2 separate regions of the Homo sapiens genome follow, and region 2 is linked to region 1. The links are chromatin loops, found by intact Hi-C in ENCODE. Cell type or tissue: MCF 10A. All regions are shown on one strand. Links, peaks and the distances in the headings refer to the core of each region. The heading gives the core; the rest is flanking DNA. Region 1 overlaps TNS1 (tensin 1). Region 2 has its middle 32 kb from the start of TNS1.

Region 1 (16,138 bases), core at 4,083-12,082:
AAGCCTGCTGTTCAGGTCTGCCCTTTGTGTCCTTAAGGCTGCTCTTGGCTGGCCTGGAAAGTGGATGGTTTGTGTGACCAGGGCCTAGAAAAGAGTCATGAACATCAGGCAGCCTTTTGCTTTTTCCTCTCGCAGCCTGAGCCAGGCCTCAGGGCTGTCCGTAGGAGAAGAGCTTGAGGACAGTGCTTGGGGCCCCTCAGCATGTTGGAGGTCAGTCCTATGGTAGGGACCTTGGGGTCATCAGCTCCAAGCCTTTCTTTTTGTTTGTTTTTTTAACACACATATGGGGAAATTGAGGCTGGAAGAGGACCTGAGGCCTAAGGCCCCACAGTGAGTCAGTGCCAGGGCCAAGACCCGGGACCAGGGTCCCCAGTACTGGGTCATGCATGGCCTTTGCCCTTCACTCCCCTGCCTCCTCGCTGGCCAGTGGGCAGGGAGGAACCAAGTCCTGGCAGGAACCAGCAGCTGCGGGCCACTGCCCAGGTACTGGCACGTGGCGTAGGTGGCTCCCGCTGGCTTGTTTGGCTCTGCAGGGCTTCTGCCCTCTTCTCACTCATGGCTTGGGCCACAGGTACTGGAATTTGGCTGGCCCGACCTCCACACCCCAGCCCTGGAGAAGATCTGCAGCATCTGTAAGGCCATGGACACATGGCTCAATGCAGACCCTCACAATGTCGTTGTTCTACACAACAAGGTCAGAGCTGTGTGTGTGTGTGTGTGTGTGTGTGTGTGCGCGCGCGCACATGCGCACATGTGTGTGTGCCTGAATGTGTCCTTGGATGATTGTGTGTACCTGCCTATATCTTTGGATTTTGCGAGCATATAAGTCTGTGTGTATTTTTCTTTCTAGGGGATAATAGGTTCTGTCTTGGGCGGCACTTCTAAGAAGTGTAGGGGACATCAGCTTATGTCCACGGCAGTGGATGATCAGCTGTGTTTTTTCTGAGACTTAGTCCCCACCTGCCTCCCTCCCCTGAGGCCCCCTTCCTCCTTATGTTCTCCCTTAAATCCACACCCCTCTCTCCAGCCCTGACTCTTTTCCACCAAGGCTTCTAGATAAGCTCTGGGGCAGCAAGGCTGGCCTTAGAAATAAATGATTTTGTGTTTGGGGCTCTTTCAGGGAAACCGAGGCAGGATAGGAGTTGTCATCGCGGCTTACATGCACTACAGCAACATTTCTGCCAGGTAAGAGGGGCCTGGAGCCTCCCATCCTCTGAACATCGACAGTGTGACCCCCCTCCTCTCATCCACCCACAGCCTCTCTGCTCCCTGGAGTGAGGGGATACGCACAGAGGGAATGAGAAGCGATGAGGACGGGGGAAGGGGCCCCTGGCTCTGAGGCAGGAGCCTGTGGACAGAGGGCGGGAGGGAGGAGAGTCCACTTCTCTATCAGGGGTTCTGGTGGGGCAGCCTTGGGAGGCAGGCCCTGTCCTGAGCAACCCATGCGGCCAGCTCCTCGGAGCCACTTTTCCTTGCCAAACTGCCTTCTTTTTCCCTGGGCCAGCAGGAAGGGAGTCAGAAAGAAATGTCGGATCAGATCTGGGTCTGGCAAAACAGTCTAGAAGTTGTCTCATCTATTCCTCTGCCTCTGGACAACAGGGCCCTCTTCCTACCTAGGTGTTTGGAACAAGAATAAAGAACATCCAGTCACTGACTCCCTTTCCAATCCCACTCTGCAGAGAGGCAGAGGGATTCACCCATTCGTTTTGTTATTCACTCAACAAGGAATATGGCTGGGCGCAGTGGCTCACGCCTGTAATCCCAGCACTTTGGGAGGTCAAGGCAGGTGGATCACTTGAGGTCAGAAGTTCGAGACCAGCCTGGCCAACATGGTGAAACTCCGTCTCTACTAAAAATACAAAAATTAGCCAGGCATGGTGGGGCAGGTGCCTGTAATCCCAGCTACTCAGGAGGCTGAGGCAGGAGAATCCCTTGAATCTGGGAGGCAGGGAGGTTGCAGTAAGCCAAGATGGTGCCACTGCACTCCAGCCTGGGAGACAGGGAGACTCTGTCTCAAAAAGAAAAAAACAATAAATATTGAACAGACAATGTGCCAGGCTCTGTTCTAGGTCCTGGGAATGCAGCAGAGGGCAAAGCCAGGCCACTGCCCTCATGGGCATTAAACACATAAACAAATACATTAGTAATAGCAGGTGATAATTATCGTGAAAGAGTAAAGGGACTCAAGAAGGGCAGTGGCGAGGCAGGTCCATGGTTGGAGAAGGCCTCTTGATGAGGTGACACTGGAACAGAGACCTGAGTGACCAGGATGGAAAGGGCTGAGCCTTATCAAGCCTGTGGGATGTGCCCTGCACACTGAGAGAAGAGGAAGGATGGGAATGCGAGGGGCTGAGGTGTTTGAAGCTGAGCAAGTGAGGGAAGAGGAAGAGGAGGGGAAGCTGGGAGGTGGCAGAGCCATGGGGCCTCGCGGCCTCACTGAGGACTTTGGGGTTTGCTCTAAGAGTGATGGGAAGTCACTGGAGCTTCGTGATCTTTTCATTTCAAAGTGACTTCTCTGAGTGCTCTGTGAGGATGGTAGAATCTTCTGTGGAGGGCCTGCCAGGAGGCTGTAGTTTTAGGACTTCGAGCAACCCAAGTCAGTCTCACCTTTGCTTAATGATAAGCAAAGATGAGGCTGCACCTTTACTGCACTCCTGTACCCCTACTGTGTGCCATGAGTGCCAAGCTCTTTATGGATATTCCCTCACTTCATCTCCATAGTCACCTTTGAGGAAGGGGCAATTATCACCCTCATTTGATGGGTGAGGAGAATGAAGTTCAGAGAGATTCAGGAACTTGTACCAGGACACGGGGCTCATAAGTGGTAGACCTGAGCTGGGCTCCCAGGCTGCTGAACTTTAAAGCCTGGGCTGAGTGCGGCCCTGCACAGTTGGAGAGATGCTGAAACACTCTTTTCCTGAAAGCTTCTCGGCACAGGATGGCAGGGGGAAGAGGCTTGTCTTCCCTCCAGGACAAAGGTGCTCTTTGGCCAGAGTGCTCTGCAGGTCTGAGGGAGCAGGGGTGGGGAAAACAAGCGGCTCTTGGATGCAGGAGTTGCCTCTTTTGACCACCTGTCTCTCCCTGCAGTGCGGACCAGGCTCTGGACCGGTTTGCAATGAAGCGGTTCTATGAGGATAAGATTGTGCCCATTGGCCAGCCATCCCAAAGAAGGTGGGTCTCTGGGGCTCACAGCCCCTTGCATGTATGTGTGCACTCACTCTATGTGGGGACTAGACTTGTGTACTCACAGGGATGGGATAGCTGTGCCTAGGTGGGGGTGTACCAGGCGCAAGTTTTCAGATGCCAGCCTGCAGTGGTGTGAGCTCAGGCACACAGGAGAGCCCGGGAGCCAGCCTGTGGTGTGTGCCCGCAGATTGGCACAGCACTTGACTCTGAGGCCTGTGCTAGAGAGCAGTGCAACCTTCATGGGGAAGCATGAGTCTGGGGATAAGAAGGCGCTGGTCTAGGAAGGCATGTGCTGTTCTTGGCCCTGGAAGCAGGATTGCTTCAGTGCTTGGATGAGTCTACGGGAGACTGCATCACTGCCCCCTGCTGTGGGAGGTCAGACACTCATGATAAGGGTCACCTTCTGTTGGGAGAGTTTAGACAGTTTTACTGAGAGCTTTCAACCACATGGTCTCATTGGAGTCTCACAATAGCCCAGGCAGGAAACAGGGCAGGGATGGATTTATTCATTCAGCAAAATTTAAATCATCTACTATGGCTCCAAGCACTGAGATATCTGGGTGAACAGGAAAAAGTCCTTTCCCTTGGTGAGCTGATACCTAATGAGAGAGATGGACATGAAACAAATAACCATACAAACAAGACAGTGTCAGACAGCAATGAGGCTAGGAAGGAAAGAGGGCACTGCAGACACGAGAACTGATAGGGGAACGGGGCTCTTTTAATAGGGATGGTCAGGGAATACCTCTTAGAGGGGGTGAATTTGAGCCTAAACTGGAATCACGGTGAGCTATCGTGTGATGATCTAGGCATCCCATTTTGCAGATTAGAAGCTGAGCCGAGGGAGGGGGCGTGGCCATGGTCTATAGTGAGTAGTGGCAGAACTGGAAAGTACGTGAAGGCCTAGTAATGCCTGGGCTAGGGCAGTGCCTCCTGGTTGTGTGACCCACTGTCCTGAGGGATCCTGCTCCGTGGGTGACATGTTGCTCAAAGACATCTCATGCACAGGAAGGCACAGGCAGCATCAGGGGCAGGAGGTCTTTGGGGGAGGCTGCAGCCAGGATGGTGGGAAACCCAAGCCCAAACTGGAGACCTGGATGGTGGGACGCAGGCCCAGCTCTGTTTGCTGCTGGGAGTTGTGGGCCTGCCACCTGCCGTGATGTCAGCACCATTCTGCACACTGGTGACATGGTGCTGAATCCGCCAGGCAAGGGCTTATGGAGCTCAGCTTCTAGTGGATGTTACACATATAAGGAAACAATTCAGATAGTCATGAGAGCTGCAAAGAAAAGGCAAACTATGATGGCTAGAGAGTGATGGGGCTGGAAAGAGGGCTGATTCAAATGGAAGGGCCTTCTGAGAAGGTGACGTGTAACATGAGATCTGGGTGGGGAGAAGGAAGCCTCCAAGTGAACGCACGGGATAAAGGATCCAGAATGAGGGAATAGCACTGACTACAAGGGCCTGGAGGCCAAAGCATCCTATTTGCCTTTTTAGCCCCTGAGCACACTGACTGGGCCAACAAGGGCCTGGAGCTGTGAGTCCTGGAGCTCTCCAGCCTCATCATGCTGAGGGTCCCAACACGTGCCCCATCATCCCACCTTGCTTGGCTGGCTAGAACTGTGCTGTCCCAGCTGGGGGCTATTCCCGCCATTGTAATTGGAAGCCCAAGAAGTGAGTGAGTCCTCAGGTAACCCAGCACCTTATAGTTGCACAAAACAGTTGATAGCCAGCCTCAGAGTCAGCAACCAGAAATGGGATGTCTTTATGTGCAGAAAATTCTGGTTAGGGCCCTGGAGACAGCAGCTGTGGATCAACGAGAGTCTTCTCAGGGAAGAAAGAATGATTGGTCAAGCACTGCCTTGTCAGCCTCTGGCTTGCCATGTGTGTCTGCTGACTGTAATCACGGTGTGGCCTTTGACCTTGAAGGATAAGGATACTAAGAGAGAAGCATGCTGTTCCAATGGCACAGTGTGGCTTGGAGAGAATGGGTAGAGAGTAACATCTCTGAGTCTGAGTAGTGAAGGCCTGAAGACCAGGGATCAGTGTCACCTCTCAGGAATAGGATTATTTAGGGATTCCCTGGTGTATTAGTCCATTTTCATGCTGCTGATAAAGACATACCCAAGACTGGGCAATTTACAAAAGAAAGAGGTTTAATGGACTCACAGTTCCACGTGGCTGGGGAGGTCTCACAATCATGGCGGAAGGTGAAAGGCAAATCTCACATGGTGACAGACAAGAGAAGAGAGAGGGTCAAGGGAAAGGGGTTTCCCCTTACAAAACCATCGGATCTTGTGAGAATTATTCACTACCACGAGAATAGAATGGGGGAAACCACTCCCATGATTCAATTATCTCTCACTGGGTCCCTCCCACAACACGAGGGAATTATGGGAGCTACAACTCAAGATGAGATTTGGGTGAGGATGCAGCCAAACCATATCATCTCGTGTTCAACATATGCTTGCATAGCAGGCAGTTGGGGCGTGTCTGCCTGGCTCCTGTCTGACACTGCCTCTGCTTGTGGATGGGTCACCTCTCTGAGCCCAGATGTGGAAGTGCAACTGTGGGTTTACTATGCATTTATTGCCACCCTCCTGCCTTCTTGTCAGTGTCACTTGCAGGGAATGGAGCAGATGGAGGAGAGGAGGGCAGGGAAAGAGAGAGGGAGGGGCTTTGCCTGTAGCTCTCTCATTCATTGTCACCCGCCTCCGGACTCATTGTCCCTCGAACACAGACACATCCTGTTGGCACGATCCAGAGATCTGATAGGAACCGCTATTCCAGGTTTCCGGCTTGAGTAATGGGGCAGGGGCCTGAATAGGATCGGGTGCTGCCCATCAGATTATCTTACTTGAGTAGTCCGAGGAGGCCCCACCCAAACCCAGGGACAGAGGCCCACAGGCTTGGAGGTGGGCCAAGGAGCCAAGAGACAGGAGGGGATCTTATCATGGTCATGTGGGCTCTAGTTCCACCCTCTTCAGAGAGCTACTATTGGCTCCTGCAGAGCCTCAGAATACATTCTGATTGGTCTAGCTGACTCAGCTTGTCATTCCATGGCCAATCAGAAAAGGGAAAATGCCGACCAATCGACGCAGAAGGACTGATCTCTATTGGGCAGATGACCGATCTCTAGTTTATTGGGCAGATGCGTTGGAGCCCAGACTTCTTTCCTGCTCTCCCCATCCACTTCCAGCTTTGTGTGTTCTTGCTGTGTGTCTCTGGAGTCCAGTGACCCCTCCTGGACCTTATTTATCCTCTCTGTCTAGAAGGAGAGGGTGTGGGTTAGTTCTTCCATTCTTCCAACAGATCTTTGTTAAAGAACTAGGGGATGTTGGCTGGGTGCGGTGGCTCACACCTGTAATCCCAGCACTTTGGGAGGCCGAGGCGGGCTGATCACCTGAGGTTGGGAGTTTGAGACCAGCCTGACCAACATGGAGAAACCCTGTCTCTACTAAAAATACAAAATTAGCCGGGCATGGTGGCGCATGCCTGTAATCCCAGCTACTCAGGAGGCTGAGGCAGGAGAATCACTTGAACCCGGGAGGCAGAGGTTGCGGTGAGCCGAGATTGCGCCATTGCACTCCAGCCTGGGCAACAAGAGTGAAACTCCATCTCAAAAACAAAAACAAAACAAAAAAATTGGGGGAAGTTGACCCTAGAGATAGATACTTATTAGAAGCTAGTTACCTCGAATACCAAGTAAACTCAAGGATACAGAGAGAGGGACTTAATGCACTTTGGTATGATGTAGAGAAAGTGAAGAACTACATTCATTAAAGTCTTGCTCACTATTTGCTAGACTATCACTTGTGGCTACTGGATCTGTGGGCAGAACTGGGGCTGTGAGTATGAGCGCAAGCTTGATTTGAGCTTTGTGTGGGGGTGTGAGGGCGTCAGAGCTGTTTGGTGGTTGGGCCTGCCTTGTGCAGCTAAATGATGCCTGTCAGGGATGTGGGGTGGAAATTTTGGTCCAGCAGGAGATTCTCGGGCTGGGAGTGAAGCAGGAAAGAGATATTCATGTTGACCACCAGAGGGCGGTGGCGAACTCCAAGTGGGATGCTTGACTTGACCCAGCTCTAGGTCTGGTATACCTGCTCACTCTTCCTACCTAGGGCTCCCAGCAGCAGGCAAGCATGTCTGGGAGGGAGGCCTGGTTGGGGAGGGGGACCATGTTGGTTGGGGAGAGGGTAGAGTAGGTGAGTGGTCTAGGGCAATGTTCTTGGAAAAGAGAGAACAGGGATTACTGCACCAGTACCCACCTCACTCCCTGAAGCTGCTTCTCCCACCACTACAGGTACGTGCATTACTTCAGTGGCCTGCTCTCCGGCTCCATCAAAATGAACAACAAGCCCTTGTTTCTGCACCACGTGATCATGCACGGCATCCCCAACTTTGAGTCTAAAGGAGGTACCTGCCTTGAGCCCTCTGACCTCCACCCTTGCCAACTCCTCCCTTTCATCTTCCATCTTCTCTAAGAGGCAACCTTGGGTAGTAACAGACAGCCCGAGAGCTGCAGAGTCATAAGGCCTCCATTGGACTCTCAAGTGTATTGCTTCCTAAACTTTTCTAAGCACCAATCTATTTGCAGTGCCTGCTGGCCAATGATGTTGGATGGGCAATGTTTTTATTAATTTAATTTGCCTTACAAGTGAAAAGTTGGTATTTCTTCCCCTTTCTGCTTCCTCTTTTACTCTTTCCTCTTTTCCTCCTTCCCCTTCCTACCCCGTCTTCCCCCATTTCTTCCTTCCTTTCTCTCTTTCTCCCTTCACTGTCTCCTCTGCCCCTCCTGCCTGCCAGTTTCTGCTGTCTTAGCTAACACCCACCCCACTTTTACAGGATGTCGGCCATTTCTCCGCATCTACCAGGCCATGCAACCTGTGTACACATCTGGCATCTAGTAAGTATTACATGGGCGTGAGAGGCCAGAGAAGCCCAAGGCCCAGGGCTAAGGACCAGGTCAGAAGGTTGGGGAGAGGAGAGAATATTCTCAAGAGGGCTGAAAGGACAGAGTCAGAGAGGTTTCCCACTAACCCTGTGGCGTAGGGGCAGCAGGGAGAAAATGCCCCTCCCTCATCTCCCCTCCAGCAGCCCACTCTTTTTCTGCCCACCTCTCTCCCTTAGCAACATCCCAGGAGACAGCCAGACTAGCGTCTGCATCACCATCGAGCCAGGACTGCTCTTGAAGGGAGACATCTTGGTGAGTGCTGTCCTCTGTGTCAAGCCCCATCCTTGTTTATTTTCTCTCCCTTCTTTTCTTACTCCTTTCCTGCCTCTTGGGACAAGACAGGTACTCCTCCTGGGCTGCCAGGCTTGGAACCATAGGCTCTCAGGGCTCTTGGAAGACCTTCCAGTCTCACACAGTCTGTGTCTCTCACCCTGGGCTTAGCTGTTGTTCTGGAGCATCTCCAGGGAAATATCACTCAGCGTGAGCTGTTACCTCCTGGCTTCTTATTGGTGACAAGGACTCTCTGAATTCTAGCTTCAGTTCTTCCTGCTGCCATTTAAATCCATCTTACTTTTTGCACTCTGACTTGTATGTAGAAACTTCTTGGGAGGACATTTTTGTCCCCAGAGGCCAAGACTGGCCTCCAATTCTCTGCTGTTCTAGAAGTTTCCCCACAGAACTCTGAGATCCTGTTTGGTGTTGATGAGCTCTCCCTCACCGGGTTTGGGGTGAGCCTTGGGGGCTCAGTCAGCGGAGCTGATAAGGAGGCTCCCTGGGACCTGACCTCCCAGCCTCAGGCCCCTGACTGGTTCTGCCCGTCTTCCCACCCAGCTGAAGTGCTACCACAAGAAGTTCCGAAGCCCAGCCCGAGACGTCATCTTCCGTGTGCAGTTCCACACCTGTGCCATCCATGACCTGGGGGTTGTCTTTGGGAAGGAGGACCTTGATGATGCTTTCAAAGGTGCGCTCCTTGAGTGGAGCTGGGGGTGGGCACCCCTGTGGCAGGGAGAGGAGCTCAGTTTGAGACGATATGGTGGGTATGGGGACCATCTTTTCTGGACCATGTGGTCTGTCTAGTCTCAGGGTGATGGTAGGAGAGAGTTGAGAGAGACTTGGGAGAGAGTTGAGATTGGATGGTCTGGGAATTCCAGTTGTTAGTAGAAGTGGAGATAAACTCCTCCCAGTCCTTGGGCTGTTTTATATCTTGCAGCCTTCTATGACTTTCCCTGTCTCTCCTTCATCTTGTCCTCCCAGTTTGTCACATGTGTCCTACTGACAATCATTTTTTTTTTCAACATTCACTGGGCATCTGCTTTGGGCTAGGATCTGTACCAAGTGCCGGGGATACAAAGTAAAACATGGCATGGTCTCTGCCTTGGTGGAGCTCAAAAATCTTGTTGAGTTGGGAGGCAGACTAGCAGGGGATAATTACCCTGCAGGGCAGAAGAGCAGTAGTGGAGGGGTGTGGCAGCAGCAAGGGGGAACCATTTTCTGAGAGGAGAAGAGGTGGTTGGGAAAGGTTTGGTGTTTGCTTTTGCTTCTTTCTTTTATCCATTGGAAGTTTTATCTATATCACATTAATGCCTGGGACATATAAATACACATTTATTTACCCATCTCTCTCTCCATCCACCAATCCATCCTTACACACATCCATCCATCCATCCATCCATTCATCCATCCGTCTGTCCATCCATCTGTCCATCCATCCACCCACCCATCCATCTATGCACCCACCCATTCATCCATCCATTAATCCATCCCTTCATTAATCTGTCCATCCATCCACATATTCATTCATCTGCCCACCCATCCATCTATCCATCCATCCATCCATCCATCCATCCACCCACCCACCCACCCACCCACCAAGCATCACTTGTGTGTCTGTATGTGTCGGGCATGTGCTAGACCCTATAGATATGAACAGAAAGAAGTCAGGCCCTACCCTCAGGGAGTTCACAGTTTCCTCAGTGAGAGACACACAAACATGATACTATGAAGTGTTGCCTGAAGTGATGGAGACACGCACAAGCATGATAGGTGTCCCATGGAGCAGATGCCATCCTTGCTGTAACTTCTTTTCCTACATGCAGTGGGCAGTGATCTGTGTCCAGAGTGGGCTCAGGCGGAGAAAGACTGGACCTGGGGCTTGGAGGAGGGTCCAGATCTCCTTAGTGTGGTCTGGCTCATGTAGAAGGGTGTTTCTTTAATGAGCTCTCCTTGCACTGGAGCCAGAAGATGCCATCATAATTACAGTACAGAATGTAAATGATAACAGTCTTAACAAGGAAAAATAAAGGCATAGCTGATCAAATAAATAAGGGATTGGGCAGAAGTTGAGAGAAGGAAGGGTCACAGATTTCCTCCTCTTACGTAGTGGGAGTCAGGAGATACCATCGAAAATTGACATATCAATAAATAGAGGCATGGCCAGGCACGGTGGCTCATGCCTGTAATCCCAGCACTTTGGGAGGCCAAGGCGGGAGGATTGCTTGAGGCCAGGAGTTTAAGACTAGCCTGGTAAATATAGTGAGACCCCATCTCTACAAAAAATAAAAAAATTAGCCGGGCATGGTGGCATGTGCCTGTTAGCACAGCTATTCCAGGGGCTGAGGCAGGAGGATCACTTGAGCCCAGGAGTTCAAGGCTGCAGTGAGCTATGATTGCACCGCTGCACTTTGGCCTGGGCAACAGAGTGAGACCTGGTCTCTAAAAAGAGAAAAAGAAATAGAGGCTTAACTATCTTATTTAAAGTTTCAAAGATAATCAATAGCATAAATAAAAACAATAATCTAATCAGATTTAAGAAGACAGGAAGTAGGGGTAGTAGTATAAGTGAACCAAATTATTCATATTAATAGTGGTCAATCCATAGAGGTTATTTAAAATTCATGTCTGGCTGGGTATGGTGGCTCACGCCTGTAGACCCAGCACTTTGGGATGCTGAGGCCGGTGGATTGCTTGAGCCCAGGAGTTTGAGACCAGCCTCAGCAACACAGCAAAACTCCGTCGCTATAAAAAATACAAAAATGAGCCGGGCGTGGTGGCTTGCACCTGTAGTCCCAGTTACTCTGGAGGCAGAGGTAGGAGGACCACTTTGGCTTGGGAGATTGAGGTTGCAGTGAGCTGTGATCGCACCACTGTACTCCATCTAGGGTGACAGAGCAAGATTCTGTCTCAAAAATATAAATATGCACTCCAGGCTGGGCGACAGAGCGAGACTCCATCTCAAAATAAATAAAATAAAATAAAATAAAATTGGGATCTAGAAATAGTGGCATAAAAATAGTGGCTATTATTTAGAGTCTTAGAGGTAAATTGCTAGTAGAAAAGCAATAGAAATAGTTAGAATCAGTGACCTCATTACCTCAGGCAAGTAGGACAGGGGCTAGAGTGGGCAGGAAATTTAATTTCATTGTATAGATATAATTTCATGTATATATGTATAAATATACATTGATTATTATTATATTATTAACCATGTACATATATGGTATTTTAATTTTTTCTAGAAGAAAACTTTTTATGGAATCCTTTTTGGGACTTTTTGCCTATTTTTATTTTTCCTTCTCTTTTTCCAGATGATCGATTTCCAGAGTATGGCAAAGTGGAGTTTGTATTTTCTTATGGGCCAGAGAAAATTCAAGGTATAAGCCGAGTTAGAATTCATTCTCTCACTCCTTCCTTTTATCCTGACCCTATCCCCAGCACCCTTCCACCCCTGGTCTGTTCCACAGTGATCAAGTTATTTTTGAGAGGCAGGCCATCAGTAAAGGATCTGGGTTTCAGAGTGGACCCCTAGCTAAACATGAACCAGTGACTTAATCTCTGGATAATAAAAATAAAAAAGCAGACAGAGAGGCACTGGGTTGGATAAACTGTTCTGGTCCCATTAGGTCATCAGCCTGTTATATTCAGAGACTGAGGTCCTTGGTAGATGGAGGGAGTGGCTGGCGGGCAGGGGGCACACAAAGGTGCTGGATAGAAGATGTGTATTTATGAGAACTGAGGTGATTCAACCTGAAGGCTGGTTTAATAATAACCTTGAAGCCTCTATACTGGTTATAAGTGGAGACCAGTTGTTCACCATCTTATTCGAGAATGGAATGAAAGGAGATGAAGTTAGGTTATGGGCAGAGGGACTCTGGATAGACTAAAGAAAGGACTGCCAAGCCAGGAAGGTAACTCACCCTGACAGACTTGACTAGGAGCTATGCTGTCTTTGAGCCAGGTTTTTAAAAATTTACTTATTTATTTTTATTTTACCTTAAGTTCTGGGATACACGTGCTGAATGTGCAGATTTGTTACATAGGCATATATGTGCCATGGTGGTTTGCTGCACCTGTCAACCCATCGTCTACTTTTAAGCTCTGCATGCATTAGGTATTTGTCCCAATGCTGAGCTGGGTTTTCTGTGGATGGCTGGGAGATTCTGCCGTGCCCCCTAGGTTTCTGTCTGGAGCGGAGAGCGTTTTAAGAGGGGGCAGGGCCATGCCTGGGATGACCCTTTGGAGGCTTTATGTCCTTTCAATGTCGGGGCTGTGATTTCCCTGCTGTCCCTGATCCCACGTAGCTCATAAGCAGCCTGCCCCCCACCCCCAGGGTCTGACCCCAGGGGCAGACTTTCTAGTCTCTTGGCACTGCCTCAGGAGCCCCAGGGACACAGAAGAAAAAGAGGCAGGTACCCAGCCAGGGGTCCTCCCCGCTTTCTTCCAGGGGGTCTTCATTCTTCAGTGCCTGTCCTGATTTACCCCTATGACCCGGCATGAGCCTTTTCAAGAATGTGAGAAACTAGACTCCCAGTTCTCAGTCCAGCTTAAGCCACTGGTCCCGCCCACCACGCTCAAGAAAATGAGAAGTCCCTCAGGGAGCCTCTTTTGGGGAGCTTGTGGGCTTTCTCTGTTTTTCCAGCTGCTGATCTCTTTTCCCTCTCTGCACTGTCTCCCCGACTGCCGCTGCCTTTCCCATCCCACTTAGGCATGGAGCACCTGGAGAACGGGCCGAGCGTGTCTGTGGACTATAACACCTCCGACCCCCTCATCCGCTGGGACTCCTACGACAACTTCAGTGGGCATCGAGATGACGGCATGGAGGGTAGGTGGGACCTAGTGGCTCCCAGCCCCTATCCAAACTGCACAGCCTCTGCTCACATGACCTTGCTTCTCTTGGCCTGCTTTCAAGAGATCTGGGTTCGAGAGGAGGCAGAGGGGAAGTGTGAGGTACCTCCGAGAGCTCACCGTTAACTGGGGGAAGATAAGGCACATATATGAATGTATTAAATAAAAGTGAGGACAGAGCCAAAGAAGGCAGCAAAATGGCCACAAGGGGGTTATCGTGGAAGTGTGTTGCTACAGCCAAGTAAGTTCCGTGGACAGTGAGTTCTCTGGGATTGGCAGGGAGGGATTTTGAGAGCTGGAGTGATCTGGGAAGGCTCCTTGGAGGATGTGGCCTTGAGTGGAGCTTGAGATACCCCCCACTGTGCTGCAAAAACAGCATTTGTCACATGTGTATTAAACCCACTGTTGGGTTTCTTCAGGCTTGCTGCCTGAGTTCTCTGGGGTCAGAGTACTAGGAACAGAGGCACAGGATCTAGGGCCTACAAGCTTTCATCAACAGCCAACAAAAATGTTTGAGAGCTGGGAACAAACTGATAGGCTCTGAAATTTGAAAAGAAAGCAGCAGAATTGAAATTAATACATGTTTAATTTAGCTACAAACCTAACATTATGTCAAATGGTCCACTGCAACTCAGGTCGTCTCTTGAGAGTTCTACATGCATTCTATTTATTTATGTGGTCTATCTGCATATGTGTAAGGAGACGTGGGGCGGGCTCCGAAAGTGAGCATGCCCAGAGCCCAGGAACTCTTGAGATGCCCTGCCTGGGGTTTGGCCACAAGCTTCTTTTCTTGAGTTGGTCGTAGGACTGCAGAATGTTGGAGCTGGGAGGACCTTCAGGATGGTCCAGCCCATCACCCATCTGTGTTCAGTTGGGGTGACTGAGACCCTTCCCAGAGGCAGAACCTCCTGATTTACCCCCGTGACCCAGGATGGCCCTTTCAAGGATGCCAGCACCCAGCGTCTGGCTTCTCCTCCCAGCTGAAGCCAGTCCTGGGTGGGGCTGTGCCATCCTGGGGCCCCTGGGTCCCATGGCAGAGCTAGGTTAGAGATAGGTAGGCCTGGGGGCCTCCCTGTGCCCTCTTTCCTCTACACGGCGCTGTCTTCTGTCTCCCTCCCCAAGGTTTTGGATTTGATGACTCCTCTCTGAAAATCTTTGGGCCTTTCCTTGAATAAAGATTTCTCCTCTGACCTTGGGGTCACCAGAATGAGCACAAGGTTTCAGAGAGAAGTGGGATGAGGGAGGGTGGTTGGACTAGAATTTGGGGACTCACTGAGAGCACATTTTTTTACGTGCAACATTGAAAAGTGGATGGCCTGTCCTCACACCTGCCTCAGTTCCCAACCCCTTTTCCTCCCCCAGGGGCCCAGCACCCTCAGATTGGCCAAGACACCCCACCAGGCCCCTCCGACCCCCCAGGCTGCTTGTGAAAAGCACTCCTCCATCCCCGGGCGCTGAGCGGCCAAGCAGAAAGCAGAGGCTGGAGCGAATTTGTTCTGAGGTTTCAGTGGCTGCCAGCCTAATTGGTCGTTGTGCTGGGGATGTTTGCATTTTTAACAAGAACATTTGGCAATTGGAAAGAATTTTTACTGTCTCTCCATCTCTTCTTGGTGCATGGTCAATGCGATGATAAATGTAAAAACATTTAGTAAACTATAAAGTGCCAGGCAAATAAAAGGTAAAATAATTAACGGTGAGGAGGAGATGTGGGAAAGACGGGGCTTAGGATGTATTTGGCTGTGGGGGAAGGAAGAAGAGCAGACGGTCAGAGTGGGAGGCAGCCCAGGGACAGCAGAGCCGAGAGCGGCTCCCCCTCTCGGCAGAGGGCCAGCTTCTCAGCCTCCAGACAGGGCCCCTCTGTCCTTGCAGGATGAGCTGACCTTTAACTGACCAAAAGGTCCTGCTGGTTCCATCCCTCTGTCTGAGGGAATGGATTAGAAGGGAAAAAAGGAAGGGCGAGGGGGCAGAAGAAGCGGCCAGGGCCTTCCCTCACCAACCCTCTGTCCCCTCTACCTGCCTATAGCGGCCTTCATGAGAGGCAGTTAGTATGTGGTTAAGAATGCAGCCTCTGCAGCCAAACTACCTGGCTTCAAATCCTTTGACAAGGTACTGTCCTTGGGGCCTCGGTTTGACCTGCTGTAAAATGGGAATTCAGTCAACAAATCATTTTGAGCCCCTTGTGGGCAGCACGGCCTGAGGAAGGACTGCATGTGGTGTTTTCTTGGGGGTCCGTGACACATTTGTGTCAGCTGTGGCCAGTGTGTCAGGCGCCTGCAAGACATGGCTAAGGGAGAAGGCCTGGATTTACCATGCACCAGCCATGGCACCAAGAACTTGGTAGTTGCCATTTCATTTGATGCTCCCAGCCATTCTATGACTCTTATTATGTCCAAATGGGGAAACTGGAGCACAGAGGGGTTAAGTAACCTGCCCCAGCTTGCCAAGCCAGTCAAGAGCAGATCTGGGTTTCAAGCCACCGCGTTGCCCCCTGTGCTGTCCTGGGTTGGCTGACGTCCCTAGGGGCCTGCTTTGGGCATCTGGTTTTGTGGCAGTACCTGGGTCCCACTAAGCCTAGTACCTCTCTGGCTGCTACCTCTCACCCATGGACAGAGAAAGTCAACCCATCCTGACTGTTAGGAAGAGGGAGGGTTAGGCGAGGGGGGTGTGCTGGAGCGTGGCACCCCGGAGGCCACTGGGCTTGCCCTGAGGCAGGCGTTCAGCAAGACTTCAGTGCAGGCAACAGCTGAGCCCCTGGCCCGACCCACAGAGAAGAGTGTGGGCCGCTCACTCAGGAATGCTTCTGATGAGTGGCAGGCCTCTCGAAATAGGTAGAGGGAAGGGTGTCCAAGGTGACCTGGGGCCATTTCTGAAAGTGGCCCC
Region 2 (16,138 bases), core at 4,596-12,595, 150 kb before region 1:
AGCTGAACAGATGTTGGGATGACCAGCTACAGAGAAGAGCTACCCTCTCTGCTGAGAGCAGAACAGATGTTGGGATGAACAGCTGCAGAAAGGAGCTACCTTCTCCAGGGCCTCCTTTCTGTTGAGAGCTGCAGACTACTGGATGACCAGCTGCAGAGAGGAGCTATCCTCTTCAGGGCCTCCTGACTGCTGAGAGTGGAAGATGACCAAATGACCAGCTGCAGAGAAGACCTACCCTCTCTCCTGAGAGCTGAACACTCACTGGGATGACTTGCCTACAGAGAGGAGCCACCCATTCCAGGGCCTCCTCTCTGCTGAGAGCTGAAGACTCAATGAGACAACCTGCCTACAGAGAGGAGCTACCCTACTGCAGGTCTCCTCCGAGCTGTTCTAACATGCAATAAACCTTCTCTTCATCTTGCTCACCCTCCACTTGTCTGCCTACCTCATTCTCCCTGGGTGCAAGACCAAAACTTGGGCAAAGGCACCACTGGCCACAGAGGTTTCCAGCCAGAAAAGCAACACTCCAATCACAAAACTAGATTTATTTTGTAGAAACAAAATAATTGTGATTATTTTTGGTAAAAATAGGAGTGACTATAATAAAGATTGTATTTCAGTAGAAAACTGTAACACACTCATTATCAAATTCTGGTCCTGTTCATTTTTTTTTGAAGTTTTATCTCCCTATAAACTGGATTGAGTCTTGATTTTTCCTGGTTTCACTAAAAATTAAAACTGCCCCTTTCCCGAGCCCTTCAAGCTGAAGCTGGATGATTTAACTTCAGAAAAATCACTACAACAGATCATGTATGAACAACTTTCATGCTTGCTGCTATGGGGATCACTTGGAGAGTTTACCAGAACACCCAACAACATAACCAGAGACATTCAAGCTACAAATGAGGTAAATCCATCAGACTGCAGCTGCCATCCTCATTTCATCTTCTGAAGATGCTTTAAACTCAAATCTAGAAATCTCAACTAACTAGCCTCTGGACTAAAAAACTAAGACCATACTTTGCTCGAAATATTAACTTCTGTTTTTCTTTTGTTTTCATAGATACATACCCTGAGTTCTCTTCAAGCTTGTAACTTAACAAGAAAAACTTAGGCTCATATTGGTAAGAAATGGTGTTTCTATGTTAACAAATCAGAAATAGTTGCCCCAAAATTAAAGATCTTAAGAAACTAATACAAGTTTTCTTTTTAATCAGGCACTACCTCCTTTATTGATTTATTTAGTTGATGAAATTCTGGAAACTTTGCTCCAGGGAATTTTTCAGCCCTTGGATATTATTCTCCTGATTGTCGTTGCCTTTATATCCCAAGTGTGTTGTAGTCTCTCATGTGGTGGTTCCCACCAGCCACTCACTCATCAAATGATTGCCATCAAGGATTAGACAATTTGGATAAGTCAACAGCCCAACTACTCAAGCCTACAAAGACTATGCAATTTTGGATAGTGCTGACTATGTGATTTTACATCCCAGGGTAGCTGTTAATGATGATGGCATCTACAGGACTCTTTGTTCCAGTGACTACATCAGTAGCAGTAACTGAGAATAACGCTATACTGCTTGCTCATACTCTTAGCTTGCTGAAAGGATGACCAAAAAGGGAAAATTGTTAAAGTAAATTAAAATTGAGATCAGGCCTCAGGAATCCCTGAGAAGACAAAACCAGGCAGGACTTACAAATTACCTCAAGCTTGCTTGATTTGAAAACATAAGTGAAACTTAAGCTATTTCTTGTAAATGCCTATATTAAAGAAAAACAAAACTTACCTCAATCATTCAGAAGTAGCCAACAAACTTATATAATAGGGACTTCCCAACAGGATAGACCAAATAAAGCAGCTGTATAATTGTAACCAATCATTTTTTTTTTTTTTGGCTGTACTTCTGTGTCCAACCTATAAAAGCCTCTCTCTTGCATTCCCTCAGTGGAGCTCCTGAACTGCTTCTGGTTTGGAACTGCCCAGTTCATGAGCTGTTGTTTGCTCAAATAAACTCTTTAAAATTTTATTATGTCTCAGACCTAAATATATGGAGAAAGATACTATGCTCATGGACTGGGAGACGCAATACTGTTAAGATGTCAATTTTCTCCAACTTGATCTACAGATTCTATACAATCCAAATCCAAATCCTAGTTAGACATTATACAGAAATTGATAAGCAGTGTCTAAAATTTATCTAGAAATATAGCCAAAGCAATTTGGGGAAGAGTAGGCATGGAGAGTCACTGTCCAGGTTGGAAGAAGACAATGAGGAGCTCCAAGAAAGAGGTCTTTGAGAAAGAAAAATTAATAGATTATCCAATGAATGTGAATGTATTGAGGGAGACATTGGGACTGATGTCATGATAAGTACATGGAACATCCTATCATCAATTCCAGGGAAAACAAAACTTGTACAAAGAAAGGAAGTGTAAACGTCCTTTCAGATGGTTCTCTAGAGAACCATCTCTAGAGAACCATCTGAAAGACTTTGGAAAGCTATTCAGATTGGTTGTAAGGACATCCAGCATCTAGTAAGGACATCCAGCATCTAGTTCTCATTCTATCCTGATTCTACCATTAATAAGTCTCGTGACCTTGAGTGGGGTCTCGTACCCCTATAGATTTCAGTCTTCTCATCTGCAAATCGAGGGACAGAGTCGTCCACCTTTTATTTGCTGCCAGACCTGAGGATCTATGATAAGTCCACTCAGATACACACATTTTAGTATGTTCCGTCCCTACCAGTATTTGCATTTTCACCAAAGACAAAATCTTAGGGCAAAGCAATAAACATCAAATTGGAAAACTGTCAGCCTCTTCCCACAAAAGGGCAAGGTATAAAAAGAGGGGAGGAAGAGGCTGTGGCCTCCTCTTCACCTGCCTCCAGGTATGAAGTCAGAGTTTAGTACATGGTCATAAGGCAGGAGGAGGGCAACCAGTTTATCAGAAATCCTCAGGTCCCACAGAAATGAACACGTTTTCTAAAATAAAGTCAAGCCAAGCTGTCCTACCCCAAAGAAAATCCTAGCAAGCAAAGGTGGCTTCCTTCCTGAGGCCCCAGCCAGGTGTGTCCAACCGTAGGAGCCACAGCTCAGAGATCAGAGTGACTTAACAGTTAGAGGGCACTTGATGAGTAAGGTGAAATAGGGAAACCAAGTCAGACGACACCTCCCTTCTGAGTCCCAACCATGTCTACATCTGGAGAAGAACAGTTAAGTCAAGGGATCACAGACTTGTGATTAGAGACTGCCAGGGTCCATATGACCAAGCGGGGGTCCCAGGTGTGAAGCTGGGGTTGAGGATCCATTATCTGAATTTTCCACTCTATGGATGATCACTTTTATTCTTTTCCTTTTCTTGAATTTATTTCCATTTGTTTATTCCTAAATTCCCTGGTAGATCACCTGTGAAAGCTTGCAACTGTCTGATAAGAATAAAGGGGGAAGGATTTGACTTTACAGCAGAGACTTCAGAAGGAGTCCTCTCTAGGAGCAAATTGGGGGCAATCCAGTGGGAAGGAGGTGGAAGACTGCACTTGAGCTGCGTTTGGACAACAGGCACACAATCTTTACTTACTTTTCAGGCTGCTTTGAGGTAGTCTGGTGGGGATTTGATGGGAAAATGAACGCTCCTTTGCTGCTAGCTACTCTTTTGCACAACCAGTGCCAATGACCAGTTGATTTAAATGGCTCTGAGGCTGGGGGCATAGGCCACTCCCAGAGTCTGGATGGTTAGCAGAGAGACCATAGAGCTGGGGCAGTCCATGAATGGAAGAGCTGGGGTCAAGGTCACTGCTCCCCCCATCTCAGTAATGGAGAACGGCTTCTCTGGGAACCTGCCTTAGCTTCCCCCAGCAGCTAATGTCTGTTCCCTGGCTTGAGTCTTCTGGCACCTTCATCAATTCTCCATTATAACATGAACCCTACTATACTGCAGTGATGTGTTTACAAGTCCACCCTCCCCCAGCCTGTGAGCAAGAATCCTCTTCCATTCATCTTTGTGTTCTCTTTCAGGGACTATAGTAAGTGCTCAATCAACGGTTGTGGAAATAAATAATGGGAGACATTTCTACTGTGATTCATGGACCATGTGTCACCACCACAATTCATTGTCTATTGCTTTTGGTCACACACTCATACCACAGGTATGCCCGAACACACAGCCCACCTGGTCTGCCTGCCATTGTTCCTTCCCAACCATCCTCTAATGGTAGTGTAAATCTTGCCCTACCACAAATGTCAAATTTATCATGCCACAGATGCCTACAATTCTGCCACTGGCAAGCCTATTTTTAAAGGTAGATCATACTCTCCTGCTGGGTTCTCTTTTCATGTATAAATAGTGACAGGAAGTTTAAAGAGACAGTAGCCACTCTCAGTTTGCTTTTACCGATGTTGGTTTATCTTGCTGTGATGCCCCTTCCTTACTCACCGATAGAACCTCCATTGGATGAGGATGGTCTAAACCAGTTATGCAACCGATTGCCCACTCTCCCAGACTTCTTTACACCTAGTGGTGGCCAAGGATATGATTTTTGCTAATGAAGGTCAAGGAGAAGACTGCTGCAAGCTCTGGGAAAGCCCTCGCTTTTCCTACCAAAGAGAAAGAAAGACACTGCTTGGCACCCTCTCTCCCTTTTCTTTCCTTTTGCTTGTGACTGCTAGAGCTGCAGCAACCATCATGGGGCCATGAGGAAAAGGGCAAATGAATCGGAAAGAGGGTAGTCAGCCTTGGAAGTTACTGAGCCCCCAACCAACATTAGCAAATGTTATGTGTAAAATAATACCACCAAAAACCCCTCACCCGCTATGTTTTTAAGCCACTGGGAGTCAGATTTTTGTTACTAGCCGCTGAGGGCACTCTTCACTGATAACATGATCATCTAATTTGGGGTCTTCCAAACTTCCATCATCTCTAAACCACCTTTCACATTTTGGCCATGTCTGCTGAAGTGTAATATTCTTTAAATCAATTCACTTTTGTTAATTTAATTTAAAATGAATATGTAATGATTAAAATGAAAACAGATTCACCATGAATCACCCAAAACTGTGCATTTTTACTGATGGAGCACTTTGCAAAAGCAAACTCAGCTCTGTCTATGTCTCTGATGCCCAAATTTCCTTCTTAGTTGCATCATCATAATAAACACAAATAAGATGTTTAACTATGGCCATTTCAAGACATATTGTCCACAAATAATTGCTTTTTTTTCTGGTGTTTTTCTGAAAACTTTTTTTTTTATTCAAGCAGCTGTAATTCTAAGGTGTTATGTGTTCAAGGAGATTCATGGAAAGGACTCTGATAACTTTCATGGAAAGGTTTTTGATAACTTTAAGATCATACCATTGGACTGGGTAAGAATTTCCATAACTCTAAGGAAGAGACTGACGCTATCATGAAACTTAACCAAGATCAAGAAGAACAAAGTAATTACATGAGGTTAAATGAACTGAGGAGGATAATGTTTTTTATGAATTTTTATTTGAAACTTTGCTGGTTCTTTAAATATTTTGTTTGCCATAGTTTAGGAAACTGTTTTTTTCTTTTAAACTATCTATAGATTACAGAAATTTGGCCAAATGTACTTTTGTGAACAAAAGTGGAAACACTTACTTTTTCTCCACATAGGATCCTTCCAGAATTCAGAAACTATTTGTGAGTATTCTTGTTGGTATGGTAATATAGTGATTTGCTTCTGTTCTATAGGAATCGGTTCTCTTTATAACAGGATATATTGACAGTATTGGGTATATTACTAGGGCATTGACTGGGATGTCATATTTGAAAATGTCCAGAGAAGGAATCTATAGGTATTGCTGGTGAAGTCTGAAGTCTGCCTTGGTTTGGCTTTCTAGCCTCAAGAGGTTTTAAAAAATCCAATTTGAGATTTCCTATCAAAAGTTCCAACAAAGCAAGCTTTAAAAGAAAACCTCTGTGGTCAATTGCTATGTTTGCTGCATTTATTTAATTAGTCAGGCTGTGTTTGATGAGGCTAAACTTATTTTGCAAACAAATTAGTCTTACTTTGATTATCTTTGGTAGAAATGAGAGTGAATGTAGAGAGAAAAATTATGTTTCGGAAGAAAAATTATAGTGTGCCTGTTATTAGATTGTAGCCCTGCTCATTGTTTTTCAGTTTATTATCTTTTTTTTTTTTGAGACTGAGTTTTGCACTATTGCCCAGGCTGGAGTGCAGTGGTGCTATCTCCACTCACTGCAACCTCCGCCTCCTGGGTTCAAGGGATTCTTCTGCCTCAGCCTCCCAAGTAGCTGAGGTTACAGGCGCCTGCCACCACGCCCGGCTAATTTTTTGTATTTTTAGTAGAGATGGGGTTTCACTATGTTGGTCAGGCTGGTCTCGAACTCCTGACCTCAAGTGATCCGCCCGCCTCAGCCTCCCAAAGTGCTGGGATTACAGGCTTGAGCCACTGCACCCAGCCTCAGTTTATTATCTACCTGTAGACTGGACTGGATCTTGATTCCTTCTAGATTCCTCCAATCCAATTTTCTCCCATGGAATTACAAAGAACAAGAACTGCTCTGTTCCTGAAGCCTTATAAGCTGGAGCTGGGCAACTTAGTGTACATTTCAAGGGAAAACCTTCATGCCTGATGTGCGTGCCACACAGAGTTTCACCAAAATACCTGATGCCATAACCAGAGATATTTAAACTGCAAACCAGAGTGAGAAGTTGATGACTTCACGCTGTGGACAGCTTTCCCCAAAACACTGAAGAAGACTCCTCATCGTGGTGAATCTCTTACCTCTCTTAATTTCTCCTTGCTTATGTCTACCCCTTTCACTTGGCAGCATTATGCTGTAATTAGGATTTCACAGCCAGTAGCTTCTGTGGGTAACTTGAGGGAGTGTTGGTTCTGTCACATCAAACCCAAAGTTTTACGTCATCTAAGAGATCCGTTAGGCCACCCAGTGGCTGACTTTAGCAGCATCCTTAACTCAACTGTTGGTTCAAATTGGAACTGTGGTCCCTTTTATAGAGTTAGACTTCTAGACTCACTCGTTCTCACCCCCTGTTTTAATTTAACCCAGTCGTAGGATGCTAGATAATGTGATTCCTTGTGACTTGGACTGTGAGCCCAGGAAGAACCCTGAGTCTCACTGCCCAACTCTCTCCTTACACAAAGGAGGATGCAGAGCCTCCTTTGTGTAAAGTCCAGAGAGGGAAAGACTTATATCTGGCCACACAGCAAGGGAAAATCCCAGCTCTATTTTGTAGGCCAGGGTGTGAAGATGATGGTGTGGCCTCCACCGATTGAGCAGTCCCTGGGCGACGACACTGTGCTAATTGTTTAATATCTTTGTCCCATTCAATCCCCACATAACCCTGGGAGGCTAGAGGGGAACCTGGGGCACAGAGAGGGTAAGTCTTTTATCCAGCATCACAGAGGTTCCCAGGATTTGAACTCAGGTGTGTGTGCCCACAGGGCCTGTGTTCTGGGCCCTGACTTGGTGTGAGCAGCCCCGTGAGGGTTCATGCCATGTGGACACTAGGCTGGGAGTGTCCCCATGTTCCCCATGGAGGGCCCCCAGCCTCACCCGGGTACTCATCCTCCTCGAGACACCCACTCATCTTTTCCTGGGCCCCAGCTGAATGGAAATGTGTGTTCTTTGAGGAGAGGTTGCAGAAGTAAAGCGCGGCCCCAAGGCTGGAGCTGAGCAGATGCTGCGTGTGTGGGGGGAGCAGGGTGCCTGGTTTTAATACTGCCTCTCTCCTGGGGGATCTCATCCTCTTCTCCTCCCAATGGATCCTGGGGCCCAGACGGGGACACTGTGGCCCTGAGAGCAGGTGGCCTTATTCTGAGATCCTAGAGTCAAGACCAGGCATGGAGCGGAAAACCCAGGTGTCCTGCCTCCCGGGCTGTGGCTGCTGGAGTTTGGGGTGGCGTGGCAGTGGTACAGCAGTGGGACACAGTGGAGGGAAGGGGAGAGGGAAACGGAGGTAAATGAGGGAGGTGGCTGGGGCATGGGATTCAGGGAGGACGGGGTCAGGAGCCCAGAGACCTGGGTCTCCATCCTGGCCTGGCTACACACTCACTGTGTGATCTCGGGCAAATCACTCACCTTCCTTGAGCCTCAGTTTCCCCACCTGTAGACCAAAGATTGGACTGATGGTCTCGGCAGCCCCTTCCAGCCCAGATCCTGTGTGAAATCCATGAACGGCTCCATGTGTCTCCTCCTCTCCCTCGTCTCTGCCAGGCATTTTCCTCCCCTGGCTCCTGGCATCACACTCCTTCTATCCCCGTAAGTTCCAGGGGTCTCCCTGCTACTCACCCAGGAGAGCCTGGCTGGCTGGGGCACGACAGCGCGGCTCTGCTGCCAGAGTCCGTCCCTAGTGACTGCGCAGGGAAGAAGTGGTAGAGGCAGGATCCAGGGCGCTGGGGCAGAATGGTGAGATGGGGGATGGGTCCTCTCAGGCCCACCTGGGGTAGAGTCACCTGTTGGCCAAATGGGGGCTGATCCATTGTGGTAGCTGGGACTGCTGCTAGTTTCCTTTTCGTTTTCAGCACCTGCTCTTGCTTTTCTTCCTTCTCGCCACCAGGGGGCACAGGGAGGCCATGGAGCTCCGCAGCTGCTATTCCTGTGGTTGTCTCTTCCGTGTCGCTTGGTTGGGCTGTGAGGCAGCGCTCCAGAGTGGGGAGGGGAGGTCGAGGGCCCCACCACGCTCCTCCTTCCTGTCTCCACCTCAGTCAGCTGAGGCGGTCCCCCTGAGTGCTGGTCATCAGTGCCGACCCCCCAGGCCTGATCCCATTCCCAAAAGGATGGATGTGAGACCACCAGTGAGATCCTGTGCGCAGCAATGGGCCGGGCGGGTTTCCCCGGTGGGCTGGGGTCCCCCACCCTGGCTGTGCTCTGCCTCCTTGAGCCTGGGGTCTTTCCATGCCGGGTCCTCGTTTCTCCAGGCTCGGCTGCTCCAGGGGCTAGTATTAGGGAAGTGGAGCAGGGGCCTGGGAGGACGGCTGTTTTCACAAACCCCAGGAACCGCATCTAAAAACCAGCACAACGGATGCCCGAGGGTTTCTATCCTCGGCTCCGTCCTGCACCTATATCCCCCATGCGGAGGCTGCTTCCCCCATCTCTGTCCCTCATCTCTGCCTCTTCCTCATTGTCTGCCTTTATCTTCTCCCTGTCCCTCTGTCACGTTCTTGGTGTGTTTCTCACCTTGCCCCCCAAGTCAGACTGTCTGAAGTCCCTGTCCCAAGGACTCCACCACTGCCGCCCTCCCTTCTCCCCTCCCTGAGGTGGGCTTCCTCACTGGCTGTGTTCGGGACCTGTATTGCAGACCCTTATCAGGCCCCACAGTGGGGGCTCCTGTCGCTGCTGGACATAAAGGCAGGGACTCTGTCGGGGCCAGGCTGGGGTCGTTGCTGCTCGCCTGCCAATGTCGCAGGCGCTCTGGGCTGAGCTGTCGCAAGGGCTGGGGGCGGGCCGGCTTCTGGGGCTCCCGCGTCTCCGCCCCTGCCCGCCGGGGCGCCAGGCCGGATGGGCTGCACTGTGAGCCTGGTGTGCTGCGAAGAGCTGCGGCCCGGACCACTCTGCGGTCCCCAGCCCCCGGGGAGTCCCTGGGTCTCGGCGCGGGCTGAGTGCTGGGAGTCCGGGGGTTTGGCCTGTGCAGAGAGAAGGCAGCTACCGCTTCAGGTAGGGGCTGCGGGAATGGGTGAGGGACGACGCCCCGAGTCGGGAGCTGGCGGTTGGCAGAGCCCAGGGCACCTGACACAGGTTAAGTAGCCAGCCCAGGACGGTGCTAGTCTGCTTGGGAAGTGCGGCAAGGCAGGTGGACCAAGGGGGAGGAAGGACCACGACCGGGTGAAGGGGCCTCCAGTTGGGTAGAGGGCTCCCCTGGGTCTCTTGTGCCCTTGGGAGGAGGGTGATATAGGACCTGACCCCTAGAAGGGCAAATAGGTTGGGTGAGGTTGGTTTAGGAGTCACCCAGGAGGGGCAGGCCTGGAGTGCTGGGGCAAGGTAGGGAAAGAGTTAATCTTCCTCGAGCTGGACCAAGGGGCAGCTCTGGCAGTGTCCCTTCATTTAGGAGGACTCTGGAGTTAGGAGGGTGGGGGCCCCACTGGAGCAAGGACTTCCCCAGGATGGTGGGGACAGGCTGGCCTCTCACCCCTGCCTTCTCTGTGCTGGGTAAGTCTCAGAGACTAGCAAGTGGGGAGCTGACCTGGCAGTGGGGACAGGTCTGAGCTGGGAGGCAGGTGTCTGCTCTGGAGGAGTCTGCCAGGGAACCATCAGGCCTGGGATAGGTGTGGTGCTGGTTTCTTCCTGGGAGAGTAGGAGGAGGTGTTTGGGGTCACCAGGGATGGGTAACTCCTCTCTAGGTCCCTGTGACCTCAGGACTCGCTGTTGGTGGGTCTTCTTTCTTCACCCTGTGTCCCTGCCTCCCCACCTCCCACACAGCCAGCTTTGACATGGGGCAGGTGCCTGTTGGGCCAGGTAAAGGTGGGCAGGGACAGGGACAGGGAGTGGGGCTGTGATGGAGGGAGGAGCCGGGGCTCTGGAGGTGGATGATCAAGGGGAGAAAGAGGGGAGGGTGTGTGTGCCGGTGTGTGACAGTGGCAGGGAGAGGGATGGGGACGAGTGTCTGCATCAGATGAGCTGGTTTCTAAGCGGCCTCTGGAGAGAGCCTGGAGCTCGCCTGTGACTCCCTCCCTCCTCTGTCTGTGGGGATCAAGCTCCATCCCAGCTGCTGTGCCCTGACTCTGGCTCCAGTGAGGGTTGCTGCTGCTCGGGGCTCCCCCCTTCAGGGGTTTAGGGAAGAGCAGCCTGCACCCATCACCTGGGGCCTCACTAGAGGAGGGGTGATACCCTCGTTCTTGGGGCAGATAAACATCTCCTGGGTGCTGATCCCCTCAAAAGCCAAGAGTCAGTGGCTACCCAGACATCTGGGCTGCCTGCCAGGGCGCACCCACTGCCAGTCCTGCTGCAGACACACCCCCCATTCCTGCCCCAGGCCCTGCCGTAGGCCCAGCATCTCTCTTTGACCACAGCCTGAGCTCCTGCTGCCTGTGTCCACACCCAGCCTCGCTATTCTCCTGTCCCCTCAGCACAGCCCTCTCCTACCCAGGCCACATCGCCCCCTTCCCCTGTCATGCTGCCTCCTCCTCCACAAGCAGGCTGTCCTCCTCCTTCTCCTGGACTGCCTTGTCCCCCAGGCCCCATTGCCCACTCCTCTTTCTCCCCTGGCCAGCATTTGGCTCCTGCTCCTCCCCTTGGCTTTGAGAGGGTGCATGCCTTGGCTCTTAAGCCTCCAAGTCCAGCTCTGGGTTGTCAGTGCCTGCAGCTGTGGGCCCTGCCCCTCCCAGGTGGCCTCTCTAGGTCCCACAACTGCCCTACACCCTGAGCCCTCCTATGGTCCCACATGTCAGCCTCAGGAGCAAGAGGTTGGGGCTTGGCACCCTCCTGAGTCCTCCAGCCAAGCCTTCTGGGTGCCAAGGGGCCTGGCGGGCATCTCCGGGTGCCAGTCGTGCCTCCTTGCTCTCTGCTGTATCCCAGGACAAGTGGGTGCTTGTGGATGGGGCGGGAGCAGTGGGGAGGAGACTCCTGGCTGCTGTTGCCTCTTCCGTTTCTGCAGTCAGCTCTTCTGGGCTCTGCTTCTTTCAGCCCGGAGAACTACTGAGGTTAGACGTTCTCCTGGGGCCTGGTCCTGCAGCCTCCCCTGCATTCCTGTTGTGGGGCCTGCAACCCTTTTGGAAGTTCTAGGATCTGGTCTGACTCCCTCCCCCATGGGTTGGATGACCTCCTCTTCCTCTCTTTCTTGTTATGTAGAATCAGAGACCCCAGAGCTGAAAAGGATCTTAGTGCTTCTGAGCCTTTTGAGGACACAGATCCCTTTGAGAATCTGATGTAACCTATGGGTGCTCTTGCTAGGGAGAAGGTGCACACACACACAGACACACACATACACTCATACACACAGGCACACACACACTCACACAAGACACACTCATACACACAGACTTGCTCACACACAACACACACTCATACACTCACACACACAGACATGCTCATACACACATGCACACACACACTTATACACACAGGTGCACTCACACACTCACACAAGACATTCATACACACACAGACATGCTCACACACAACACACACTCATACACTCACACACAGACATGCTCACACACCCACACTCATACACAAAGACACACTCACACACTCATACACGCTCACACACAACACACTCATACACTCACACACAGACATGCTCACACACTCACACTCATACACACAGACACACTCACACACATACAGACACATTCACACTCACACAAGACACTCATAGACATGCTCACACAACACATACACACACACACACAGACATGCTCACACACACTCATACACACAGACACGCTCACACACTCACAAACACACACATACACTCACACATATGCTCACATGCTCACTCACATACACACACATACACACATACACTCCCACACTCACACTCATACATACACTCATACACACAGTTCACACACATGCTCACACACATACACACTCATACTTATGCTCACACACTCATACCCATGCTCACGCATACATGCATACACACACGCTTACACACAGTCTCACACACACACTGACACACACAGACACACAGCCACTGTGCAAACATACACAATGTCATATATTTCTTCAAGCCCCACTATAGCCCTGATTTATCCACCCCGTGTATTTCAAAACAGCACACTGAAGACCAGAGGGGGCGTCCTCAGTGTGACTTGCCCAAGGTCACACTAGAAGTGAGTTTCAGTGCTGGGACCACATCCCAGGAGTCCTGGGTCCAGACAAGTGAGGGTTTCATCCCCAGATGCAACTTTTGCTTTCCCCAGAGGCTGCCTGTAAGCCAGATGCGCTTGGCCATTCATTTATTCAACACTGATTCAAGCATTTTTGAGCATCTGCTATAGGCCAGGCATGGAGCTTGGGGCTGGGGATAGGGCAGAAAGCAGACAGCTCGGGTCCTTGCCCTCAGGGGGTTGTCAATCCAGTGGGAGAGATGGAACAGACTGCAAACAAGTCATTGAGCTGACTGGAGACAGTGCTATGGAGGCTAAGTTCAGGATGTGATGGGTGAGGATTCCAGAGGGATTGCACCGGGAAGGTGAAGGAAGTGACATCTGAATGAGGAGCTGAAGCAAGAGCAGCTGGGAGGAAGAAGCATTCCAGGTGGTTGGAGCAGCCGACTTGAAGGTCCCAGCATGGAGAAGAGCCGGGACCTGTTATAGAAGTGGACAAAGGCTTTCCTGGCTGCTCCTGGCTCCCCGGGAGCCCTAGCACACATGCTGTGTGTATATGGATTGGGAGGGAGAGAGTCAAAGCAAGGTGCCTGGGAGGCAGGGCAGGCAGGGAGGTGCCCGGTGGTCAGAGTTAGAGACGGTCAGCCAGGGAGAGGGCTGAGTGGGGCCATGACTAACTTGGGAGAAAGGACTGGACATGGAGATGGCTTGGATGTGGACGAGGAGCAGGAGGAAGTTGAAAATAACCCCTCTCATCTCACAGAGAGGGTGGCTGTGAAGGCATTTGTCTGTATTAGTGTGTTGAAATATTTCCTAAACACAGAAAAGTGTACAAACTTCCCACTGACTGAACACACGCACGTACTCACATACTTGGCATGCAGAGTCTAGAAACAGAACAGTGACAGCTCTCAGAATGTGCCTCCTGCCCCTTCCAGTCACTAATCCCCCTTGGAGGGCAGTGCGCAATCCCGACTTCTAACCACAGGGAGTTACTTGTTCTAGAATGTCTAATAAATGAATGGCACTTGTAATCAGTGGAGCACATCATATGTATTCTTTTGTGCTCAATATCATGGTTGTGAACTTTATCTATATTCCTGGGTGTGGTCTTGAGCGTTCCTTCTCATTGCTGGACAGCGTCCCACTGTGTGAAGACACGCTGTCCATTTATCCATTCTGCTATTGACAGGCGTTCGAGTCATTTCTAGTTTTGGGCTACTGTGAGTAGCACTGCTAAGAACACTTTCATGCATGTGTTTTGAAGATCATGAAGCCAGATTTCTGTTTGGTATATGTGTCCCTCCATTTTGATGATGTCTCTGGAAGACCCACGTGTCTCGGAATCAAAGGAATCATTCAATGAAGGGAGAACTTCAGCACCTTGATGGGGGTGAGGGATGCCTTGGGGATGGGAGAAGATTCTCTAGCATCCTCTTATGTCCCTTTGTAATGATTCTTCTCAATTCACTTGCCCCCCGGCCTTGTGCCTCAGGAGGGAAAGGAGAAAGAAGCTCTGGAGTCCTGCATTGGAGTGGGGTGGGTGGGGGTCCACCGATCACCTCTCTAAGTCTTACTCACTCTCTGGGGGCAGGCCTGAGTCCCTAGCAGGGGCAGGAGGGCGTGAGGCTGAAGATAGGGCTGCACCCTCTATTTGTTTGCTATTTCCGGAAGGGAAAGAAGCCAGCCACTGCCTCCTCGTTTGATGTATGAACTTGCCCAGGGCTCCTGGCACTGGGACAGAGCCTGGTGCCAAGGGCAGGCAAGCTAAGGCAGACCCCAGAGGGGCCGCAGCCTGTGAGTGGGAAGTATAGGCTGCCATCTTCAGAGAGGCCAAGTAGTGGGGAGGAAAGGGGACCCAGGCTATGCTTAGGGGCCAGGTCCCCTTGCTGACTGTCCCAGCTCTGATTTTTAAATTCACCTCCACCCCCAAGACCCCAGCCTGGTGCTTTTGGCCAGCCCTTCTGCCTCCCAGCCTGAGTAGCTGTAAAGCCCAGAGCAGGAAGCTGCAAATCTACCCCAAGGATAGGGGATGGAAGACCCCAAGCTCTAGGGTCCTTTTCTGGCCTGAGATATGAGAGTGCTGGGTGCTTCTGCTGCTGTCTGTTTAAAGTGTGCCTCCCCAGTAAGCCCATGAGCCAGGGTTTTCAGGCCAGTGCCAAGCTTTAGTGAACCTGGTATCCCAGGCACTTAGCAAAGAACCTGTGACATCTGGATACTCAATAAAGGTTGCCCAAGGGATGGCTGGATGAATGGTGAGAGGTGGACAGGTAGAGACCCCACAGACAGGAGAGAGAATGCAGATAGGGCAAGTGCAAGAGGATGGTGGTGATAGGCCCGGGTGGCCTGCTGTACGGGGTGGAGCTGTTCTGTCTGGGAAATAGAGGTCTCCCCTGGGCCCATCTGGGCCTGAGCTTCTCTGGGCACCCAGCAGGAGGGTGCAGGTGTGGGAATGGGGGGTGGAGTAAGGCCAGTGGGGGCCAGCTCATGCATGGCTGGAAGTCAGATAAGAATGTGTGCAGGGTCAGGTGAAGTCAACTGACAGAAGGACTTTTTGAGGTTTGAAGAGCATGAGAAAAGACTTTAGAGCCTGGTGACCAGCTGGGGCTGGCAGAGGTGGCAGTCACCAGGATGCTGGAAAGCGGTGTCCTCCAGGCCAGCTTGTCTGGGCCTTCCTACCAGCATCCTTTCCCAGGAACTTCTGAGCGTTGCCACCAAATCCTACTTTACCCACCTCTTCCTGCCATGGCTGAAATTGAGAGGGGTCCAGTGTGGCCTGGAGAGTATCCTGATTCCTTAGAGTCCTCTGGCCCAGCCTGCAGTCTGCAGGGCCTCTGGCCTGGAGCCTCTGGGTGGATGCTGGCTATGCACTGGGGAAGCCTCTGAATCCTCACCTGTCTGCTCACCTTTCAGCCCCTCTGCCTTTCTGCTCATCTCTTCCTCCACTCATCTGCCACCTTCTCTTTCCCTATCCACCCTCCACTCCCACCGTCCCCTCACCTCTGCCAAGCCCCATGCATACACATGACATCTCTACCCCAACCTCTTCTGGGAAGTCAGTGCGGGAGGCAGAGGGTCCAACACATCACCCTGAGACAATGTGCCGAGGGCTGTCACCTGTTTCTAGAGCAGGGACTGACCTGTTCTGCTTGGGACAGTCTGGAAAGCCCTCCCAGAGGAGGCGACACTTTGAACAAGTTCTTAAAAGTTTCAGCAGGAGTTCACCTTCCCAGAGGGAGGGGCAAGGCCATTTCAGTCAGGTGCAGAGGTGCTAGAAGCATGTGGCCCCTTCAGGGAGTGGAGTGGTTAAGTGTGGGTGCAGAGTAGGGTCGGGGGAGAGGCAGGATCAGAAGCTGGG

The links. Hi-C counts contacts between places; a loop is a spot of excess contacts. Peaks named below come from ENCODE experiments on the same cell type or tissue, not always from the same donor. Only the 100,000 strongest peaks of a DNase experiment are listed, where the experiment ranks them.
Region 2: a loop joins it to region 1, with 13 times the contacts of the local background. A loop is called at or near these places in 8 of 110 quality-filtered maps.

Annotation. Positions count from the first base shown.
Region 1 is chr2:217,877,995-217,894,132 of GRCh38, reverse strand. TNS1 (tensin 1) reads left to right here. Exons shown (of 33, transcript NM_001387777.1): 10 at 572-694; 11 at 1,121-1,185; 12 at 3,088-3,171; 13 at 7,487-7,599; 14 at 8,029-8,089; 15 at 8,314-8,389; 16 at 8,969-9,098; 17 at 11,722-11,787; 18 at 13,119-13,235. Among named protein-coding and RNA genes, the nearest start is that of MIR6809, 15 kb to the left of the region's middle. RefSeq lists an enhancer at 3,373-3,667. In MCF 10A, for the core only: a CTCF peak has its summit at 7,220 (motif pointing right); a DNase peak (open chromatin) is centred at 7,212.
Region 2 is chr2:218,027,346-218,043,483 of GRCh38, reverse strand. It overlaps a transcript of TNS1 not described here and a transcript of RUFY4 not described here. Among named protein-coding and RNA genes, the nearest start is that of TNS1, 32 kb to the right of the region's middle. RefSeq lists enhancers at 1,593-1,852, 7,149-7,238, 8,094-8,626, 8,627-9,160, 11,279-11,835 and a silencer at 8,251-8,300. In MCF 10A, for the core only: a CTCF peak has its summit at 8,589 (motif pointing right); a DNase peak (open chromatin) is centred at 8,589.